Regions from separate parts of the Mus musculus genome. Here region 2 is linked to region 1. A link is a loop called in an ENCODE intact Hi-C map of the cell type or tissue named here. Cell type or tissue: left cerebral cortex. All regions are shown on one strand. Links, peaks and the distances in the headings refer to the core of each region. The heading gives the core; the rest is flanking DNA.

Region 1 (11,387 bases), core at 1,698-9,697:
GTTAATACACTGTTAGCATTGTCATTGTATTATGATAACTGCTATTGCGTAGCCTAAATCTCCACATTGCTTGGTATAATACCCTGGTGTTAATTAAGCACAATTAAAACAAAAGACATGGCTAAAACGTTTGAGTATTATTATACATAATAATGGATCTATTTGTTATTAACATGTCCTTAAATCATATAAACAAAGGGGGTTTTCTTTATCCAAATATCATAAGTAGTCACTGCCCGGGAGAACAGCATTCCTAGATTCTTTGTTATCCACCTTTCAGCCCACCAGCTATATTTAATAGCTATTCAGGCATCAAACTTGAAAAAAGTGTTATATAAGTGAATCATGCAACAGAATTTAGATGAATTAAATTTTGGGTTCATCTGAAAAATATTTATGTATGATATTCATTGATACTTCTATAAATGGATAAATTGTAAAGTTGGGCTTTGTGAATTCAGATAACATGCCAGCATAATAGAGATAATCTCTCAATTTTTTTTTTTAAAAGGCAAAACAAAGATCTTTAGAAAGACTAAGTCATTGTTCTGAGTTTGTTAGCACAGGCAATGTGGCGATTTAGGCTACTGTTTCCCCATCGTATGCTTTAAATGTCTTTCTTCCTAGGTTTTACATGTGATTTTCTTCCTTTCTCGAGAGCTGTGAGTTTCTCCAATCCTCAGGATCCAGTGTGATATCTATTGTCAGCATGTGAGTTGCTGCTTATAAGAAACAGGGATCTCTCTTGTATTTTAGGATTTGAGACAGCATACTGAAGGAAACTGCAAATAAAGCTTATGTCAGGATGAGTAACAGTAAAATTGTAAGCTCATTCATAATACAGAAGTGTATAGAGAATATCAAAGACTTATCCATTTCTGTCTTAGAAATAAAGAAATCAGTCAGATATAGTCCTTTCCCTTATATAGGGGTGAAACTGGACACAATGGAATTAAATTATTAGAAATTACAAACAAACTTCAATGTACTTTCCTTCTTCTTGCTCTTGGATTTTCCTGGGGAGTTCAAGGAACACTAACTTTCAACATCTCATAATGTTCTTACCTTATAAACACTTGAGTGCAAGTAAACAATAATTATTATTGATCTTATAATACACTATGGAAGTACTAAGCGTTATTTAAAGTTTTATGGGAACTAGAGGGACTAGAGAGTATCATCTTAATTATAATGCTTAGATTATGTATGTTAACTGTTTTTTATTTTGCAAAATAAAGGGAAGTTAATAGAGAAGGCAATAGTGTAGCATGATGCCCTAATTTATAATCCTTTATACGTGACAAAGTATGAAATCAATTGGGCTATTTTATAGCAGGAAATTGGTTTGATTGCAAGAGGGGCTAGATCATAATTGATGACGACAAATTATTTTTATTTTTATTGTCAAAAGCACTGGTATATATTGCTTATATAGTTAAACATTTATTTAACTTATCTTGGTCTCAGACTTAGAAATAGTGATGCTTGCTTTTGGTCCCTGCAAAACTCTTGCTTTTTCTCTGGGAAGTACAACCCGACTGCTTTTTCACCCTCCCTCTCTTCCCTCCCCTTTTCTTGAAGTGCTTCTTTTGTTTGTCTCCATTACACCAGCACGAAGGGACACAGTGTTTCTGCACAGTGGGAGTTGGCAATCTCAGAAGAGGCTTTTCCAGCACTGCTTTTTAGACTGAAATCATTACAATCTTCAATAGCTACTTGGATTAAAAAAAAAAAGACAGAAACTAGCACATTATTATTCTCAAAACCATCTCAATGTAAAAAGAGGCTATTTGCTTGGTTCTCTCCCAGGTTTCCTCCCTCCCTCCCTCTCCCTCCCCAGCTCATCTTGCTTCTTTTTCTTCTAGATGTGTTTCCTTCACACCTAAGTTTGGTTTGCATGGTCCTGATCCACTAATTCTATTCAAACTGAGTCTACAAATGCATTCTTTTTCTTGGTTCTGAATATTTTTACACTGCTATGCAAAAAAAAAAAAAAAAGACCTATATCTTTCACTTATTGGTATTTGATTTTTATCTTTAAGAATGTAAAATTTATTAGCACTGACCCAAGTAATGCCTTCAAACCCAGAAAATTAGCGTGTTTTCCACTTGTCGGGAAGTGGTCTTAACAATAACTTTCAAAAATTTGTAACTAGGTGAGAATTCTTTTTCATGAATTTTCATGTATCAAACTCTAATCTCCTGTTTTTCTGAAGGTACCTCAGTGCCTACTTTCATCACTAGTAGCATTTGTTTGTACACATGCTCACAAGTGACCTGAAGTACACAGAAGAGGCTCAGGGTATGAGATGCTGCTGGCAATGCCTTCACCCCATGAAAGGGATTAGCGTATATGAACACATAATATTTCCAACAGAGGTTTGTAGTGTTGTCTTGTAATTTATTTGTTCTCTTCAAGTGAGCATAACTATGAATAATGAAAGGGAATAGCCTGAATAAAAGAGAGTAATTTATGTACTTTATCAAACCTGCACAACCAATTTATATCCCAGAAAGCAACTTGATGTATGTGTATTCAAATAAAATAAAAATAATTTTTTTGTTGCTAAGTATGGAAAACACTAAGAAAGGGAAAACAAAACAAGCATGTATAATTTGTTATCTATGCTTTTTATTTACATATCTTTTAAAATAATAATTTAGTGAAAAGTCATAGAGTATATTTGGTTCCATTTGAACCTACAGTGTTCCCTGACTCCATCATAGAATCTTCCCAGAAGATGTCAGCAAAGCTATTCTATCCTTCTCTAGTCACAGGGCTTAGACAGTAACCACCTGAGAGGGTGTTTTTTAATTAGTATTTTGTTAGTACTATTTATATACTTTATAATTAGTTGATTCCATTTATTTCTTTAGAATTTAATTTTGTTTCTTCAACTTATATCACACACACACACACAAAAAAAATGCAAGTTTACCTAAAACATGAGCAATATTGCTCAGCAGCCTTTTTTTTTTTCCTGACAAAGTTTGGTCTGTACTTCAGGGTGTAGCTTAAGAGATACTTTTCTATGAACCACTATCCCCCTCTCTACTGTCTTGGGTTTCTATCAGCCTCTTTTGTAGTCCTGTGGCCATGCATTTGCTTTCTGAGGTGCACATTAAGCATTCTTCTGTAACATCAGCATTTATGGAGCATAACTCTCCTGATGTTTTAAATGCCTTAAGGATCTCCGTGTTGTGTTTTTGCTCCTTTAAAGACCCCCCTCCCACCCATTTCTACTTTGTATGCTGAGACTTGTTAAATGCTTGACGGAAAAATAGAAACTGACTGTGGTTTAAAATCTCTTCTGTGTAACACATCTTATGTTTGTCTATGCATTAGAAATACAAGAATCATTGAATCAACAATAAGAGAAAGATATAGGAATGAATCTTTACTTATTATAGTCTTCAAATCAATATATGTATATTTATACATGCACCCACTAATATGAAAGCATTATAGATAAAATTCTAATATTAAAAGAGTCATGAAAACGTAGGCATAAATTGCATTTCTTATGTTCTGTCAATAGAACTATAATGTGAAATAGAGTGGAGTTCAGTTTTAGTATTGCACCTGCAAATTATAGCTCTTCAAAATGCACCAGTTGCTCAAAAGGTTATGAATGATGTCATTTGCATCCACACAGGGAAAGATTCTTGCCTGACTTTTCAGATCTGTTTACAGAGATCCAAAATATTCTGCCTATTTGTTTATCTAAAATATGTTTCTTTGTGAATGCCAGAAAGGAATTGCTACTGTAATCCCAGGTATCAATTTGCTTCCGGTAGGATATTGCCTTATGATCCCTGCTAGGTATCCTTTTATTTTTTTATAATCCCAAGCCCTAGAGGCATCATTTCAGCCTAAGTCAGTGATTTAGAGGCTCTCTTGCTTTTATTTATAAATGTGTATGCTGTAAAAAGTTATATAGCTCAGAATATAATGAAAACTGCTTGCAAAATTTTGCTTTGAAAAATCACAAACATGTCCTCATAAATATAGGTTCATCCCAGCCATGCATTTTCAAAATATTAGATAACTACCTCCCTCACAGGTTTGTTCTGCATTCAGAACTATGTTAGCATTTGAGACTCTGGCTATTGGTGTTTCACACAACACATTGTATTTATTAGTATGTGTGTTACCTAATTTCCCAGTCGTCTTTTCTTTCTGAACAAGCTCTAGTCAAATATTAAGACTAAAACTGAGCACCTTGGGCTAAGCATATAATACAATGAATGATGCTGGCCTTGGATTACTGGGTGGAACAGAACTGAGTTATGAGAAAGGTTGACAGGAATTAAATGTTATTAAGGATCTAGAACACACACACACACACACACACACACACACACACACACCCACACACACACCACACACACACACACACACACACACACACACACACACACACACATATTTCAATACCTATGGTATTTCATGGAACAGCTTCTATTTATGTCAGGTTACAAGTTGAATGCTTGGCTGTTTCCTTGGTTGGGAGCTTTAATTTTCAAATATCACTTCAATGTTATAAGTGACAGAGAATGTCCAGGTAAGAAAGAAAAAAGGCTGAGGACAGTGGGATGGTAGAAGAAGAAAAAGAAGAAGAAGAAGAAGAAGAAGAAGAAGAAGAAGAAGAAGAAGAAGAAGAAGAAGAAGAAGAAGAAGAAGAAGAAGAAGAAGAAGAAGAAGAAAAGAAAGGCAGAATAAAGAAAAGGGGTGGAAAGTAAAAGGGTAAAAAGCTCCAATAAATTATTTTTAAACATACTTTTTGGTTAATGATAGGTTAAATAAGACCTACTGTTTTGATTTAAATATATTAATTTCAATGGATGTACTCATGCTGACATAATAGAAGTGTTTTAAGGTAATGAATCATTATTTTAAAGGTCACCAATTGGATTTCTTCACCTGAATAATTTTCCACCTGCCATTCTGCAGGTGGATGGTTTCACACATGCAGCTCGTTGGCTTGGGAAGCGGCCTGGGTGTTGCCAAGCTTTTAGCTGGAAACAAACACACTTTCAAGTCCCAAGGTCTGTGGCTAATCCTTGTCACTCAGATTTTTGGATGTTAGTCATTAAAACTTAGTTTTTTTTTCTTTCACAAATTTCAAGGAAAATATAATGAAAACAGCCAGCTTTCTATTGGTGTTTGATAATTTCCTCTGTACCTTCTGTATTTACACCCTTTTGCCCCTCCAACTCCTCCAACCACTCCTGTGTCCTTTCTTTTAAATTCATGACTTCTTTAATAATTATTGCTACACATAAATAATATGTACTATAAATAGAGTGTTTTAAGTCTAGTTTTGCTTGTATGTATTTAAGGTTTATCATTTGAGATTGGATCACATCAGGAACTCACCCTAGAGGATACTGATTTTTTTCCTCTCTCAGCTATTAATTGCCTATAGTCCTTCATCAAGGGATGGGTCCCTGTGAGATTTTCTCTATCTAGATTCATACTTCAACCAGTGTTGTCATTATATGTGGCTAGTCACATGACCTTACATTTGAGATTCCACTGGTACAGCTTTACTGTACATAGAAGTACATAGAAGACATTATGTCACAATAGGAATGATTTTCTTCCTGCCTTTACAATCTTCTACTCCTTCTTCCAGGATGTTTCCTGAGCCTTAAGCTTAGAGGTTACATTGTAAATACAGCAATTGGGCTTGGGTACCTCACAGTTTATTTTTCTTTTGGAATTGGCTAGTTGTGGATTTCCATGAGTTTCTATCTTCTGCAGATAGAATCATCTCTGCTGACATTTAGGGAGATATACTTATTTGTGCGTACAAAGATACGTTTTTAGGAATGGGGTTAGAAAAGTATACTTGTTTTAAGTTAGAACATGGCACTAGGTTTTCTTCTAGCATCTAAGGTCTCATCAGCAAAGGTCAGTTGGCTAGATTTGCAATAGCAGGCATGAACCCCTTCCCAGTGAACACACCTTAACTCCAATTATGTGCCATTATTTATCACTGAGATGTAAGTGCCACTACTGCACTGCTTGGGAAATATTTACTACAGTGTTGGGCATTGCTGAAGTCTGAGGGCTTTACCTTTGGGAAGAAATATTGGTTGTTTCTCTCCTTTATCAGATGGCACCATATTTTCATACCCTGAGAGCTAGTCCTCAGAGAGTAGGCTTCCATGTCAGCTCCAGCTCAGTCACTCCAAGCACTACCTACAAAGTGTGGCAACAACATAGTCTATACTATTCTGCTTTCCTGTTGCACTTGACCAGCAAACAGAGGGGAAGTTTTCCCATGCCTAGAAAAAAATGCATTTTTCTTTGCCTATTGTTCTTGGGGAATGAATTATCACCCAAGTGGTATAGCTTCTTAAGTATAGCATTTTTCTTTGCCTATTATTCTTAGGGAATCTATTATCAACTAAGTGGTAATCTATTATCACCCATAGCTTCTTATGTACAAATACACACACACACACACACACACACACACACACACACACACACACACACACAGTTTCTCCATGTAGTCCTGGCTGTCCAAAAGCTCACTTTGTAAATCTGACTGGCCTTAAACTCAGATATCTGCCTGCATCTGCCTCCATAATATTGAAATTAAAGGTATGTGCCACCAATGCCCTGCTACATATGTCTTTTAAAGTAAACATAATATAGGATGTTTTCCTATTCCATTTTCAAACTTCTTTTATGTTTTATTATCCCTCCTCATTCTATCTCCATTCATATTTGACTTCTCCCTTCCCCACTAAAGCAGCACACATTTTCTCCATCTACTTCCAAATAACACACATGTCCTACTATTCTGCCGCCTAGGTGCCCCACACACCTCCACATATCCTCATTTTGTGGTTCACTCCCAGTTTAATTCCAAAGATTCAGAACTAGTAGACAACTTTCTACATTTGTCTTTCTGTGTCTATGCTACTTCACTCAATATAATATTTTATAATTTCACCAATTTACCTGGAACTTTCATTTTCTTGAAGCTTAATATAACCCTGTTGCATGCATGTACTGAATTTCCATCTCCATTTATTAGTTGGAGGGCATTTAGGTTATTTCCATTTCCTAGATAGTGTGAATACAGTGGCAATGAGCATGCAAATATTTATTAAAATGTCAAGTCTTCTGGGAATATGCGGAGGAGTAGGTCACATGGTAGATCTTTTATTTGGGGGGGAAAAATTATCCATATTGATTTTCAAAGTGGCAGTATCAGTTTTCAGTACTACCATTAGTGAATGGAGGTTCTTCTTTCCCTACATTCCTGACAGCATACGTTATTAATTTTTGCTTCTTTGGTTTGCTTTGTTTTGTTTTCTATCTATTATATCTCTGGCACAATGAATCTCTCTCAAATTAGTTTTAACTTGCATCTTCCAAGAGATGGGAGGCCTTAGGGAGTTCAGTGGTCTGGTTGGATGGGGAGTCAGGAGTGGGGACGTCCTGGTGAAGAAAGGGGTGTGGGGAGGAGGTATGGGATGTGGAACAGTAGGAAGATAGGTGGAGCATGGATAAAAAAATCTAGAGTGTAAAAAAAAAAAGACACAAAAAAGAATTGGACACATTTAAAGATGTTTATTCTCATTTTATTTTGTCATTTGAGAGCTTTAGATTTGGACTAACTGCAGTTTTTAATTGAATCATTTGTTTCCCTGGATTCCATTTTTCTTCTTTTATATATTCTGGATAACAGTCCTCAAAGATTCCTCCTGACTCTGGGCTAAGCTTTTGCTATTCAGAAATACTTGCGTTTTTGATGTCCCTTTTGTCGATTGTTGACCATATTCCTGTGATGAGTTGGGCAACACATTGCCTCCAGAAATTAGGGATTATTCGGGTTCAAGTTGGCACAAAATCTTGTGCTGGTGTAAGTGGGTGGAATCAAAGGAAAGAGAGTTCTATATAGTGAGCTTCAACTTAAAGGAAGCTTATGTTGATTATAGAATTACTATGCATATTATAAGGTAGGATGTTTAAAAAACATTGAGTCACGAAGTCTTATTTTGAGAAACTAAGAAATAAAGCATCTTACTTATTAGAATAAATGAGAAGGAAAACTATATGAGTATATTGCTACATCCTTTCAGACTCATGTAAGAGGCCATGCAGATGATGATTTTTGAAGCCCAAACGTCTTGTGAAACTCTTTTGGATGTGTACACAATCTCTAGATATTAGGCATAGGCTATGTCTAGCTGAGCACTTAAAGATCCCGTGGCAGACTATAGCCAGACAAAGAAAATTCAGAACAGACTTGGAGGTAGACTTTAGAAGGATACGGAGCACAATTGAAGAAAATGGGTACGTAGTTCATCCAGTTTTTAAGACACATGATGTAGCTGTTCAAGACATCATTTAGTGTGAGAACAGAGGCAGATACGGCTCTAAAAATGAATTTTTTGTTTTATTTGTTTGCTCATTTATTGTCTCACCAATCCAGTAAAATCAAAGTTTCATTAATATTTCATGTCTGTTCTTTGTCACTTAATATAATATCTGAGTATCTGAGGTTTAGGAAAAAGCAAGAAAAGATTTTATTTCAGCCCAAGAGGAGCTTGAAATATAGAGAAATGTACTGGTAGTTTGTATCTTACCTAATATTAATGATCTGGGCATATTGGAGCTGTAGGATCCTGAATGCAATAGTAAGCTCTTGAGGAAAAAAAAAAAAACTGCACCAATCAATAGCTTGTTTTACTGTAAAAATCCTTCTGGGCTTAAAATTTTGTTTTCTTGTATTATAATAGAAACCCTGAAGAGCAAGAAGGAGGGCTAATCAAAGAAATAGCAGGAGGAAGCATATGTGTCCCAGTGCAGGAGGGTCTCTATCGGGGGCATTATATTTTCCACACAGAAAGCTATTTAACAAGATTTTCTTTTTATTTCAATAGCATTATTGCAAGATTGCTTTAATAAAGATTTTTCTAGCAATCAAATGAGTTCATCAACATATCCTAAAAGAGAAAAGTGATTGTTTACACAGATTGCGTGTGTGTATGTCTATGTGTGTGTGTGTGTGCATTGTGTCATTAATTTCTCTTAATGTGTTACTTGAATACTGAGAAAATATTCATCCAATATCCTGTGTAATGACTATTTGTTATGTGTTCTGTATGTCAGTAATAGTATTTTGTATGTAACTACTAAAATCTGTTATCTTAAAATGTTAACCTGGAGGGCATCATCCTGAGTGAGGTAACCCAATTACAAAGGAACTCTCACAATATGTACTCACTGATAAGTGGATATTAGCCCAGAAACTTAGGATACCCAAGATATAAGACATAATTTGCTAAACACATTAAACTCAAGAGAACGAAGACCAAAGTGTGGACACTTTGCCCCTTCTTAGAGTAGGAAACAAAACACCCATGGAAGGAGTTACAGAGACAAAATTTGGAAGTGTGACGAAAGGATGGACCATCTAGACACTGCCATATCCAGAGATCCATCCCATGATCAGTTTCCAAACGCTGACACCATTGCATACACTAGCAAGATTTTGCTGAAAGGACCCAGATATAGCTCTCTCTTGTGAGACTATGCCAGGGCCTAGCAAACACAGAAGTGGATGCTCACAGTCAGCTATTGAATGGACCACAGGGCCCCCGATGGAGGAACTAGAGAAAGCACCCAAGGAACTAAAGGGAACTGTAACACTATAGGTGGAACAACAATATGAACTAACCAGTACCCCGGAGCTCTTGTCTCTAGCTGCATATGTATCAAAAGATGGCCTAGTCGGCCATCTGCAAAGAGAGGCCCATTGGACTTGCAAACTTTATATGCCCCAGTACAGGGGAACGCCAGGGCCAAAAAGGGGGAGTGGGTGGGTAGGGTAGTGGGGGTAGGTGGGTATGGGGGACTTTTGGTATAGCATTGGAAATGTAAATGAGCTAAATATCTAATAAAAAATGGAAAAAAAACTTTACAAACCAAAAAAAATGTTAATGTGACTGTGACGTAAATTGTTAATAATCTAATTTTATAGATACAGATTGTGGCTATCTGCCTTTCTTTTCTTTTAGAATAACTTCACTGTGAAAAGCAAGCACATATGGTTAATGATACAAGTTTTCAGCATTGCAACATTGAAAGAAGTGACTTAATTAATTATGTTTATTTTTGGTTCTTTCAGAAGAAATAGAAGTTGATAGGCGTTAGCAAACAAACATCAGGAGGATACTTAATAAGAAAATAATGAAAGACAGTTGTACATAAACCATAATTGGCAGGAGGGAAGGAAAGGTATAAAGTAGATTCATGATCAGATGTGAAGAAGGAAACTCCAAATACAAAGGTTTTCAATACATGGAAATTGTTGAATGTAGTAGACTCTCACCTGGTGTTTTCCTACTTCTCCGTTCCAGGTTCTCAAGTATACCTCATCCTCTCTGTAGAGCTTTCTATGTCAGCTCTCCAGTGCTTCCTGATCAAATGTAACACTCACCTTACATGTGACATCTAGAGTAGTATGCACTTAGGATGACTTTCCTGAAAAATTACAATCTGAACAACATAACCAGAACACTATTACAATGCTTGAAAGGACATAATATTGGATATACTTGTATATTTTTCCCAATAAATACTCAATTTACTTATTAACTGTACATCCTGATCATGGCTCCTCCTCTTGTCAGCTCCCCCATAAATAGTTATTTTTTAGTATTCTGCCCACAAGACTGCTAGATCCTTAAAGATGGAGGCCATGTTAAACTTCTCTATAGTATTCTCACCCGTTCTAATGTTAGTGCTTCAATAGATTTAAATGAGAACAGAATAGAGAAAATGATGAAGTTAAAGCTCTTGGAAAATGTTAATTAAAACTTTAAGAAATATCATAAATTCCTAATAATATTACAAGTACTCTATAATATACTCATATATGTTCAAAAGGATAATTGTAATCATTTGCCTGGATATTTCCTGTACAAAAAGGTCTTCTTAGATATGTTAGGAGTGATTGTAAGTGGAACCATATAGAAGAGGATATTAGATATTCAGTATCATCAATAAATATTGATTATATGTATACAACCCTTTGAAGAAACATTTGTTTACCTAAACTAGAGCCAGATGTGTAAGGCAGAACATAACTGATCTGTCAATACCTATATATACATATTTGCATTTTCAAATTGATGACACCAAGCTGACAAATAGCTATTAGTTATAATAAAAGAGGCAAGAAACTTACTAGGATTTCATAAGTGGCTTTAAGTACAGAAATAGAGATAGGATTAGAGACAGAGTAAAATAACATCTAGGTTTCCCTGTCCAAAATGGTTTTAGTCAATCGTCAGTCCTAGGGATTTTCCAAGGTTTCTTTTTTGTCACTTCTGCTTACATTTGATTTATATTGGAT
Region 2 (11,387 bases), core at 1,423-9,422, 1.3 Mb after region 1:
AAAAAAAAAAAAGACTACAGAGCCACTAATACAAGTCTGTGGGGCAGTTGTAAGATACAGACAAGCCATCTCTATCCTAAAGAAAAAATGCAGTGTTTGTGTTTGCTGAAAACATGCCATATTTTAGATTTATGATATATCTATATATATATACTGGGGAAGAAATTATCATATATGAAAAAGTATGTGAAGGTCATAAGAATGGAATGGCCAAAAATAATATTATGCTTGGTGTTTTTTTTTTAAATACATTCTCAGTTCCCCTGAAGAAATGTTCTTTATGTTTCAGATAGTAGTAGTAAAACTGCCCTCCTCATCCTCTCACCTCCTGCTCCTATAGAGGAGGTCACACACTGTCAGAATTTTCTGGTGAAATGGTTTTGATGGAGACACTCATCTCTCTATCTTATTCCTTCAAAAGTAACCAATAAAACAATACAACAGCAAAGGTGGGTGGCTCTTGCATGTGTTGCTCCCAGCCATGCGTCTCCACTGGCCCTTTAGTTTCCTTATGGAAGCTTGGATGAAATTATCATCTTATTACGCCTCTCTTTGATTTGTCTTTGTTGATTTTTCAATCAATTCATGGAACTGTGCTCTGGATTCTATTAAATTCCTATACAAATTTTAAAATAGGACAGAGAATGGAGTTTGTACGTGGGGGGGGGGGTGGGGGTGGAAAGGAAGGTTGGTTCAGTGAGAATGTCTTTGGTTCTCCTTGTATATTTCAGTGGTAAAGCAAAGGAGTATTTATTTCAAACAAAAGGGGGACCTGCATCAGGAAATACTGAGACTCTTGACAATGTGTCTATTCAGTTGGGGTGTAGATAAATATTTTCTCTTTGGAGAAAGTTTACTTTTTAAAATGGTACAATGATACATAGTTTCTGAAGCCAAAGGTAGCAACAGAGCACTGAGGCCTCTTATGGTTGTTTCCACAACTTGATTCTGGATAGGAAAAACCAAAACAAACAATAAACCAAAAACAACAACAAAAAGAAAACAAAAAAAAGTGGCAGGGGTCTCACAAATTCATGCAATGAATCGGGCCACATTCCCAGAACTTGGGCCAATGTCTTTTCAGTGTCCATTTATATAGAGACAACTACTAGAGTAAAGGAAATAAATGGCTTTCAGCTGCTTCAAGGCTTTGCTTGGGTGTGGAGATAAATAACCAGAATGTTTTCACATTGTTCTAGCATTTTGGGGGAGGAGGGAAACCTACCATTTATCCCCCTCTTTTAAAAAGTTAATCAACTTTACTACTAGTACCTTTCCTCGACCTTAATCACACTGCTGCTTGGCTTAGCTGTTAGAGGTTATTAGAAACAATATCATCCCATCAAAACAGTCTAGTCTCTTATTGTTCCTAGGAATCTGATGTTGGTAACATTAAGATGTATTTCTTTTTTCTAAAAACAACAACAAATGTCTGCTATGTTATTTAATACACCAGTAAAAGTGCATCTATACCTTAAAGTCCATTCTTCTTTTTGAGTTTTTATAGCTCTTTGTCTGGAATGGGGAGGGGCAGGGGAGCTTCCATAAGCGGTTTGTGCCTAAAGAGCTCAGGCTCTAGAAGGGTCTATAGTTGGCCACATATGTCTCTCCCCTGCTTAAGAATTGGGAGTTGTCCTGGGCAGGTGGGTAGGGAGTAAAGGTTCCTACAAAAGATAAATAAATAAAAAGAGATCTCAAGGATTTCGGAAAGACCAGGAGTGTTAGGGCCCTTTCTGAGAAAGCTGGAGGGGAATTTGATTGTTAGGAATTAACTCTCTCTGTGCCACATGCATGCATAAGCAACTTCACTGGGAAGTGAATTGAAACTTGAGATCTTAAAAATCAGGGTCATATGTTTCCCCTCCCCACCAGTGTTTCTTCTGCTTTAGTTGTTGAAAAAGGAAAGGGAAAATTTTTTTTAAGGCTCCATTGACCGAAATACAGGGCCATAGAGTTTGGCAGCACAGTGGGAAAGAGAAAGTTACACAAATTAACCATTGTAAACCTCCAGCTTTGAGGCTCAAACAAATCCATAGGAAGTGTAGAAGCTCCTCCCTCCCCCTGATAAGAAGAAATCTCATTCTGTCAGAGAAATTTTATGTGACCTTTTATGTTCCACAGCATATGATTCTGGAGAGAATTATTTGACATTAATAACTTTTGCTGATGTTGTTTCCCCTAACAAATATTCCTTCGAAGTTCTTACAGTTTTCCTGAGCCTGTCAGGCATCAGGCATCTACTGTGGCTCAAAGGCGGCCTTTGCTGCCTCCCAAGTTAGGAGACCCTGGCAGCTGGCCTTGAGCACGGAAGGAAAAGATGCGAGGGAAGCCGGCCATTCCCTGCACTCCCAAGCCTTGCTGCTGCGGCAAATCTTGAATTTTTCTAATCTCCAAGGGCAGTGAAGCCCTGACCTCCGTGGACAGGGCAGTCGTCGAGATGGACCCCAAGTCTCTCTTCTCAAGGGAGGTCTATAGGGCTGGGCGCCGTCTGGGACGAATGACAGATCAGCCTGCCAGGGCCCGAGGCTAGGGGTGCTGCTTTGAGTACTGATGTATGGGGGCGTATGGCTGTCGCGGGTGGGCAGGGAAATGCAGGCGTCAGAAAACACAGGCACTCTCCACTGGCAGCTTATGGCAGAGCCAGAGGTGCCTGGGTTACAGAGGTCACTGGACATTTAGAGCGAAAAGTGAATCCCCCAACTCTCTGTCCGCCATCCTTGCGTCTTAGACGCGACAAAATCCCAGGGCATCTGCTCGGGAGAAGCAAATGTGAGAGATGGTGGCCCAGAGTAAAATAAGTTGATCTCAACGTCAGACAACGTGCAGACTGGACAAACGGCTCCCTGGGAAGTCATTTGGCCGATTCCTAGCTTTGTGGGGGTTGTACATTGAAGGGGGAACCACCGAAAGTTGGAAAACAAAGTTCTAAACGTGTGCTGCTCCTCCTCTTACTGAACAAACTTTTGATAGTTTCTGGCCTCAGCGGTCAGCCTCCAGTGGAGAGGAACCTTGTCTTCTAAGCGCTAAAGCAAGGAAGAAAAGGGTTCTCCCAAAACCCGGCACTCACTTGTGAGCCTAAAGTCCGAAGTCAGTTCCTAGGAAACCTGTATGGGGGGCGGGGAGAACCCTGGGTACCCTGTGCGAACGAGTCAGAGGGGAGCCTCCAGCAGCTCTCCAAGACTGGAGGCCTGACTTCAGTCTCCTGAGCCGGCCCATTCACTCTTAGGCTGGGTGGATGCTTCCAATCCATCGCCTTTCCCAACCTCCAGAGAGCCTTTACACGTGAGAAGAAACTCTCAAAAGCCTCACAGAAGGGAGTTGGGGGTTCTTTCACCTCTGGGAGGGGAGGCCGCTTGGGACGCGCGGGCATTGGGGGTGGGTGGGGGCGGGGCGGGCTGGAGTACTAAGGGTACCTAAAGCTGCGGGACTTTAGTGGGGGGGACTGCCTGACTGTAGTGGGAAGGCGACCAACCACACTTGCAGGGACTCCCGCGGAGCGCTGGTCTGTGCCGGAGCAGGGCACGGCTCTGCCCCGAGTTCAGGAGCATCCTGGAGATCCAGCCGTGTCTGCCTGTGGTCACTCCCCAGGCCCTGCGGCTATCCGGGGCAGGGTGGTACACAAACAGGGATGCTTCTATTTACTCGCCTCTGCCTGTGGATTTCTAAGACATTCAGCAGGCACAATCATTAAACTAATTTGTATTTGATTGTTTGGGCGGACGGAGGGTAGTTTTATTGCGCTAAGCATTCAAGCAGGCACGCATCGCTGATTACCAGTATACATTAAATAAAGTTGTTTGTACACATTGTCTTACCACATATAGGCAGAGGCTTATTATTCTAATTACTCTAATTAGTGCATTGAAATGTTTTCTACTTGATTTGAGGAGACAGTGATTACTTCTATTACTTCTTTTAGCTCGTATTTTATGGAAAACTATTGATGCATGCTCAAATTACTTTATTTGCCCCTCGAATATAAGGCTGACCCAAACCCAGTGAACTGCACCGCCCTTATGGGGCCCCAACTTTGATGTGGGCCTCGGCTTGGAAGAGGCAGCTCTCCTATTTGTTGGTTTCCTCCTTCAAGCTCAGTGTTCTCCCAAGGCCAGGCCCAGTCCCCTATCCCAGATGCGCACCCGGGTCTCGGACCCACGGACCGAGTAGGGCATGCGGATCCTAAACCTTCTTGGATGCAGCGACTCTGACCTGCTGGCCTTCCAGTTTCTTAGGCGCGATTTACTTTTAAAAGACTCCCTTAAGCATATTTCCCGTGCATCTACTTCCGAAGCTTTAACGTGACTATTAAATTGATAAGATCAGCTCATCAAACATACTATTTCGATAGGGTGTTGTAATTAAAACCTTAATCCTGTTTGAGACTCTTTTTTTCCCTTTAAATTCCTTTTTCTTAGGGAAGGGGTACAAAGTTCACTATAAAAAAGTATTATAACAGGGAGATTAATTCGTTATCTAAATAACAATCTTTGCTATTGATCCAATGCACTTTTCGCCACCTTTTGTGTTAGTTCCGTAAGCCCTTAAAAAGGAGAATCTGACAAAGCAAAAGATTTGGACCGAACTCGCAAGGCTACGATCTTCTTGGGAGAGCTAGGAGTCTGAGGCTCTCTCCTCTCACCACAGCGGGGGAAGCAGCCCAAGAGTGTCCCTGCTGCCCTGAATGTGCCAATGGGGCAAAGAAGTGCTGATGCCCGCGGCCGGCTCCTCAAAGTCCTCTCCCCTGGCAGAAGGAGGTCTGCTCAGTCTCTGGGTAAATACTCCACTGGTTCTGATTTTACTTTTAATATTTAAACTCGGATTATCGTGTCTCTAAATGCGCGTTCCTAACCTTTGAGGGTGGCTGAGATGTAATAAACACTGGCGGGCAGCAGCTCAGCTTCTGCTGGCCAAGGCTGCCGCCTCCCGCTCCGCCCGCCCTTGGGCCCCAGTCCCCCCACCCCCTACCAGCGGCCCTCCGCCTCCCCCCCCCCCCCCCCTGGCAGCGACGGCCGCGCGGGAACGAAATCAGCGCCTCCCGGCAGCTGACGGCTGAGCATCCAGGGCTCCTGCAGGCGGGGGAGGCCGCCCTTTATCCCAGCTGAAGAGTCCTCGCGGGCTGCAGGAGGAGACGCGCAACCCCGCGGTGGCCCTGAGGAGGAGGAGAGAGCCAGGTTTCCTGGAAGCAGCGACCTCCGGACGTGGGAGAAGGCATCAAGGGGCGCGGGGGACCGCAGAATGAACAAGGTCGCTAGTCTAGGTGGGGGTGGGGTGGGAGTGGGAAGTGAAGACCCTGCCCAAATATAAGCCTCCTTTAAAAGAGGTCAAGGGCCTCTGAGAAACCGGAGACTTTCTAAAGCAAAGAGGCCCGTTTGCTCCCAAGTCAGTTCACAAGAGATTTTCCTCAGTTGTAAGTTTACCTCCCCCCCCACCCCCCAACACCCTCCTTTGGCCTCTCTAACAAAGTCTTCTTCCCCCATGTCCAGACTTGTTATGAAACAAAGTCTCCCAGGATAGTTTAACAGGAGAATAAAGGACACCCTAGACCCCCTCCCCAGTACATCTGCTCTCACCCCAAGATTGCAGCCTTTAGCCGAATGGAACTTTGGCGCCCCAAAGTGGCATCCACTTGCAACTACTCGTGATTTTACAGTCTGATCCGTTCAAAAGTTGAGTTTCAGACTGGAATGTGCTTCTCCCCACTCTCTCTGCATGCTTGGCCTCATTCCTCCTAGAAAAGGTTATGAAGGTGACCCCACGCGCATGACTCATACAAAGGTTTCCAAATGTCCAGTCTGGGCTCCTTAGCAGAGGTTTGAAGTTTCACTGGAGAGGACAGAACATTTTATACTAAAAGTTACCGCAACAAAGATGAGAAGGAAGAGATGTACCCCAATATTTTGCTCCTACAAACTTATCTGTCAAAATCAAGTATTACGTGCATCAGAGAACTCTCAGCTTCTCGTAGGAATCAAAAGCAGAGAATCAAGTTGGAAGCCACGGTTAATGACGAATGTAGCATTTTAACCAAGTCAAAATTTGACCTCGAACATCTTTTTATACAGAAGGCTTGTTCAGTTTCGAGTTTAAAGGTGATTTTATTTAAGGCGTTCGCTTGAACAGAGACACATTTGTGAAAGAACCGTTGAAGTGGGGGAAAACATCCACTTCCCAAATTCCTAAAAGAGCTCTCAGTCTGCTTCCTTCGGAGCCAGTAAGTTAGTCCGTTTCCCACACTGTGTGCCGTTTTCACCACTTACTCTGCCTTTACCCCAGGTCACGTCAGGAGGGGACATGCATACACAGGAACTGCAGGCAGCTCAAACTTGTGGTTACTGGATTGGATAGGCTTGAGCGACAGCACCTCAGCCCTCCTCCACCCCTTCCCCCTCCCCATAGTTATCAGCCAACAAACATCTGAGAAGCCCTGTGGTACTTCCAAATCCATTTCTTCATGTGCAGGCTGTGCATAATAGCGCTTCTTTAAATTTTCCAGTAGCATTTATATAACATACATGGAAGCACAAAATAAAATGGAAGTCTCATATAGAAAGTGGTCATTTCAAACTCTAGTGAGGCCTCTGCTGTGAGGGCCCAGCAAGAAATCCCTTCAACCTAAAAATAAGGCTACACATCTTTGCATCTACTGGCATAGGAGGAGGAAATGTGGAGATAGCCATCTCAATTTTCATATATGGGGACACTCTACTGATTCTGACTACTTAGACCACCATCCACTAGACTTGCTTTTACAATGCCTAAGCTTGAGGTTGTGGTTAACACCATTATTAGAACCACCAGCGCCGGACTCTAGTAACTGTAACAAATGTGGCTACTCTATTATTATTCTAGGGAGAACTAGCTTGCTACTCTGCAAACCATTCCATTTCTTTATGCCAGCCAACTTAACTTTAACTGCACACTTCTCTGGTATCTTTTATTGCAGCCTGAATCAGTTATGAAAAGAACTCTGGGTTTATACACGCAAAACCAACCCAATGCAAGCAGCAGCACTGACCGCAACAACAGCTTAAACACTGTGGACACTGCTGATGGGTCACACTCTGCTCTCTGGGTTTGGATCACACAGGAGCCCTCAGCCTACTGTGTTCTAAACGGGGAGCCTTGGGAGGTACTGTTCTACTCAGGAACCAGGCCCTGCTCCCCAGGGACCCCTGTATGGAGCAAAGGGGAGAAGTCCCTGCTGCCACTGGGAAAGAGAGACGGTGGTCTGAGACAGTTCTTCCCTCCTGGCAGCACAGTCCCAGGAGCCAGAAGGTTTTTGTGCTGGTTGCAAGTGGCTGAGAAAAGTCTTGAGCAAGGCCTTTTGTTGGTCCCTGGAATGGTTGTGGGTGGCCAAGAGGGATCTGCACAAGCTTCTATGCCAGCATTCTAGGGCAAAAGTGAATGAAGGCTTTTCTCCTGTTAGAGGTTTAGCCAGTGGGTCCTGAATCCTCCACATGCTTGTGGTAGGTGTGCTGAGCCAGATAGACTCTTCTCTCCTTATGTGGAAAGCCTAGATCAGGGGACCTGTCCACTCTAACTCCCATCCCCGGGGGGAACAGATGGAACTCCGTGTCAGCATCATCCAGCGCTCTTGGTGATGACCAAACCACTTGGACGAGACCCAGAAGCAGCCCTGGCAGGAAGAGCTCGGTGTCCTATCAGCTCCCAAAACACAAGAACCCCAGCTTGCATCCTAGCCAGTGTTCCTCGGTTCTAGGTCACTAAATAAGGGGTCAGAGGAGAGAAGGGTGGCTGTGACGTCTAAGGCCTCAATAGCAACCCATCTTCAGTGGACGGAGGATGGTAGGCAGGAATCGGGAGTTTTTGAAGTATTTAGAGCCAACATGACCTAAAGCCTGCTCACTAGACATAGGTTGAATTTGTAGGGGAAAGATCAGATCATCAGTCCTAAGGAGAGCAGGACATACCTGCAATTGTGTTAGAGCCTCTTAACTAACAAGAGTGCTCCATCAAGGCATGGGTGATGTAGGCACACACCCCATCATGCATGACCTAAAGGACAGTTTGGGACTCTTAGTTGAAATAATCAAAGACAGAAGGGGGGGGTGACTCTAAGCATGGTTTACACAAGGAAACAAATGAAACAGGATAAGGACCACACTTTATAGGTGTGGCTAGGATAGGAGGCAGCCGGCCCACTGTGAGGCAGGAAAGCGGAAGGAGAGAGTGAGTACGGTTCTCACAAACCAGGAATTGCACTTTAAGGCTGCTGGGGAGAGTGCCTAGAGTCAACTGCTAGAGGGCTTAAGGAAGTTTTAATTAGATTTAAAAGGCAATTAGGAGTCATAGCAGAGGGAAGATTCAATGAAAATAACACTTTGGGGGAAAAAAAGAGCTGGCATAGTGTACAGGGTGGTGGTTATGAGTTGTAAGTGTGACAGAAGCCAGACTAGCCAGGAAATAGGTAGGCAAGGCCCACTGGAGTCTATGTGGTCAGCCAAGGAAGTCTTAAAGAGGGTGAATGTGGTGTAATAGTGGTGCTACAGTAGCTGTAGGGGCTAAAAATAGAGAAAATAGAAAGGAGAGACCATGCCCTCATTTGGATGAATTAAATGGAAAGAGGTGAGGAGAGGAGGAGGAGGGAGGGGGGAGAGGGGAAGGGGGAGGGGGGAGGAAGAAAACAACAAGAAGACAAAAAATTTAGAGAATTTTTCAGTTTTGGATGTTAGCTCCCCCCACCCTCCCCACCTTCATTTCCTCTCCCAACTTCATTCTCCTCTCCCCACACTATCTACCTACTCACAAAACACAACACACATACAGCACCACACACACACACACACACACACACACACCTACACACACACTGAAGCCATTGAGACAACATGGTTTTACTACCATCCTTTGAAACCACTCAAAGGCTGACACGAACCAAAATAACAATTTTAATTCAAGGATAATCTATTATATACCTACTATGCTGGCTGCAGTCCTAAGTCGTGTTTCTGTGACTAAGAAAATTTAAAGGAAAGAAAAAAAAGGAGCATTACTAGAAGACATAGTTTCCCTACCCATCATATAGAAAAAACTCCACCAAAGAACTTCAGCTGACATCCTCATAATTTCCTACAATGCAAGCTTGATGCTCACCACTTTTCTTTAATATATCTTCTGTCTTATCTTCTTCCAATTGTTTTTATTAAAGAGTCATCTGGGCATAATATTGTAGTCCAAACTACTTGAGAGGCCAATGAAGGAAGATCCTTTGAGACCGAGAGCTGAGACCAGTCTGGACAACATAAGACAATTCCCTTCCCACTTCCACACATTGAAAGCTTAAAAAGTTTATTTTAAAAGAAATATGGATACACTGTAACATTTTCTTATAAAAATATGTCCAGCTAACTAAAGCTATAAGGGTTAGACTTAAGAATTCATTTGTTTTTATTTACTACTATTCTCAATTAATGCACAAAAACCCTGTGCAAGATATTCAGTTTCTTGAAGAATGGTCTACTAGAATTTTTGAATTAGGAAAGAAATTCAACAAAGGCTAGCTGAATATAAGTGTACCAATATCTTATTGATGCAGGATGTGAGAAAAGTTTAAAGGTTTGTTTGTTTGTTTGTTTTCTATAGTGATCAACAAGATAGGAATGTCCACTCTTACCACTGCTATTCAGCATAAGATGGTAATTTCTAACTTAGAACAATTAGGTAAAAAAAAAAAAAAAACCTATTCAAATTAGGAATGAAGAAGCTAAATTGTCTGCAAATGATATGATCTTATTCAGAGAAAACCTAGACTCCATTGGAAAGCTATTAGAGGTAGAAACTGATGTAAATAAAGTTGAAAGATATAAAATTATTATACAAAAAAGTAACATTTCTATACACTGAGAAAAAAATGATCAAAAGTCAGGTGAAATTAAGAAGACAATGGAATAAAATATTTAGGAATTAGGAAGAAAGAAAGAAAGAAAGAAAGAAAGAAAGAAAGAAAGAAAGAAAGAAAGAAAGAAAGAAAGAAGGAAGGAAGGAGAGAGAGAGAGAGAGAGAGAGAGAGAGAGAGAGAGAGAGAGAGAGAGAGAGAGAGAAAGGAAGGAAGAATTAGCTGAGAAGGTGAAAGATCTAACTGAAAGCTTATGATACTGGTTTTTCAAAATGAAGAAATTACAAATAAATGAAAATAGTTCACATGTTGGAAGAACTGATATAGTTGAAGTAAGCACATTATCTAAAGAAATCTCCAAATTAATTAATCTCCCATCAGAATTCCAATGACATTTTAATGGGAGAAAATCCAATTGGAACCAAAAGAGATTCCAAACAGCCAAAGTAATTTTTTCAATAATTTTTTAATTTACAAAAATCACATTCCATCTCCCTCCTCCCCTCCCAGGCCTGCCCTTGCAAATCCCTCCTCCATTCCACCCCCTTCTCCTCAGAGAAAGGTAAGCTCCTTCCCCACCTCCCCTGGGTACAACCAGACCTCGGGAAATGTAGTCCTAGCAGGACTAAGTACATCCTTTCCCCCTGAGCCCAACCAGGCAATCCAGATCAGGGAAGGGAATCCAACAAAAACAGACAGACACAAACCCTGCTTCAGTTGTTAGGGGACCCATATGAAGACCAAGCTCTAGGGGGGGCTAGGTCCAGCCCCTGCATGCTCTTTTGTTGGTGATTCAGTCTCTGTGAGGCCCCACTGACCCAGGTTAGCTGACTCTGTAGTGGTGTCCTTGACCATTCCCAACTGAAGCGGTTTTGAGGAAACAAAACAAAACAAAACAAAACAAAACAAAACAAAACAAAACATTTGAGGGATCATACTATGCGGCTTCAAAATCAGCTCCCAAACTATGTTATTGAAAATAGAATGGCACTCATATAAAAACAGGTATATAGACTAATAAAATAAGATAGGGAGCCATGAAATAAGCCTATTTACAGCCAATTAATCTTTGACAAGATTATCAAAAACACAATAGGGAAAAACAGCATTTTCAATAAGTGATGTCTAGAAAATGAAATATCCACACACAGAAGAATGAAATGAAATCCTCCTTTCTCTCTATAGTTACATTGCTTATACACTCCACTTTGTGGGGCATGAGAACTCAGAGCTTCACACAGCGAGGCAAGGACTCTTCTGCTGAACTGCATCCCAAGCCTGGATCACATATAAAATCAGAAACAGTTCATACTACTAAAATAAAACACATGGAGCTTCTTGATGTTTTTCTTGATGATATTTAAAAAACATGAGCACAAAAGCAGTCAAACAAAGCAAAAACAGACAAATGGCATTGCATGGAAGGACAAAGCTCTTCCATGGCAAGGGAATAACTCATTTATTGAAAAGACGAATGTTTGATAAGAGGAAAATATATAAAACATAAATCTAGTAAGGGGTTAAAATGTAA

The links. Hi-C counts contacts between places; a loop is a spot of excess contacts. Peaks named below come from ENCODE experiments on the same cell type or tissue, not always from the same donor. Only the 100,000 strongest peaks of a DNase experiment are listed, where the experiment ranks them.
Region 2: a loop joins it to region 1, with 5 times the contacts of the local background. A loop is called at or near these places in 4 of 42 quality-filtered maps.

Annotation. Positions count from the first base shown.
Region 1 is chr4:23,817,322-23,828,708 of GRCm38, reverse strand. The region is part of intron 1 of Gm31145 (a long non-coding RNA gene); the gene reads left to right. Among named protein-coding and RNA genes, the nearest start is that of Gm31145, 12 kb to the left of the region's middle. In left cerebral cortex, for the core only: no CTCF peak of the experiment used is centred there; no DNase peak of the experiment used is centred there.
Region 2 is chr4:22,471,374-22,482,760 of GRCm38, reverse strand. Pou3f2 (POU domain, class 3, transcription factor 2) reads left to right here. Exons shown (of 1, transcript NM_008899.2): 1 at 1-666. Among named protein-coding and RNA genes, the nearest start is that of Pou3f2, 11 kb to the left of the region's middle. In left cerebral cortex, for the core only: a CTCF peak has its summit at 5,625; a DNase peak (open chromatin) is centred at 5,629; H3K4me3 peaks cover 3,436 bases; H3K27ac peaks cover 3,607 bases.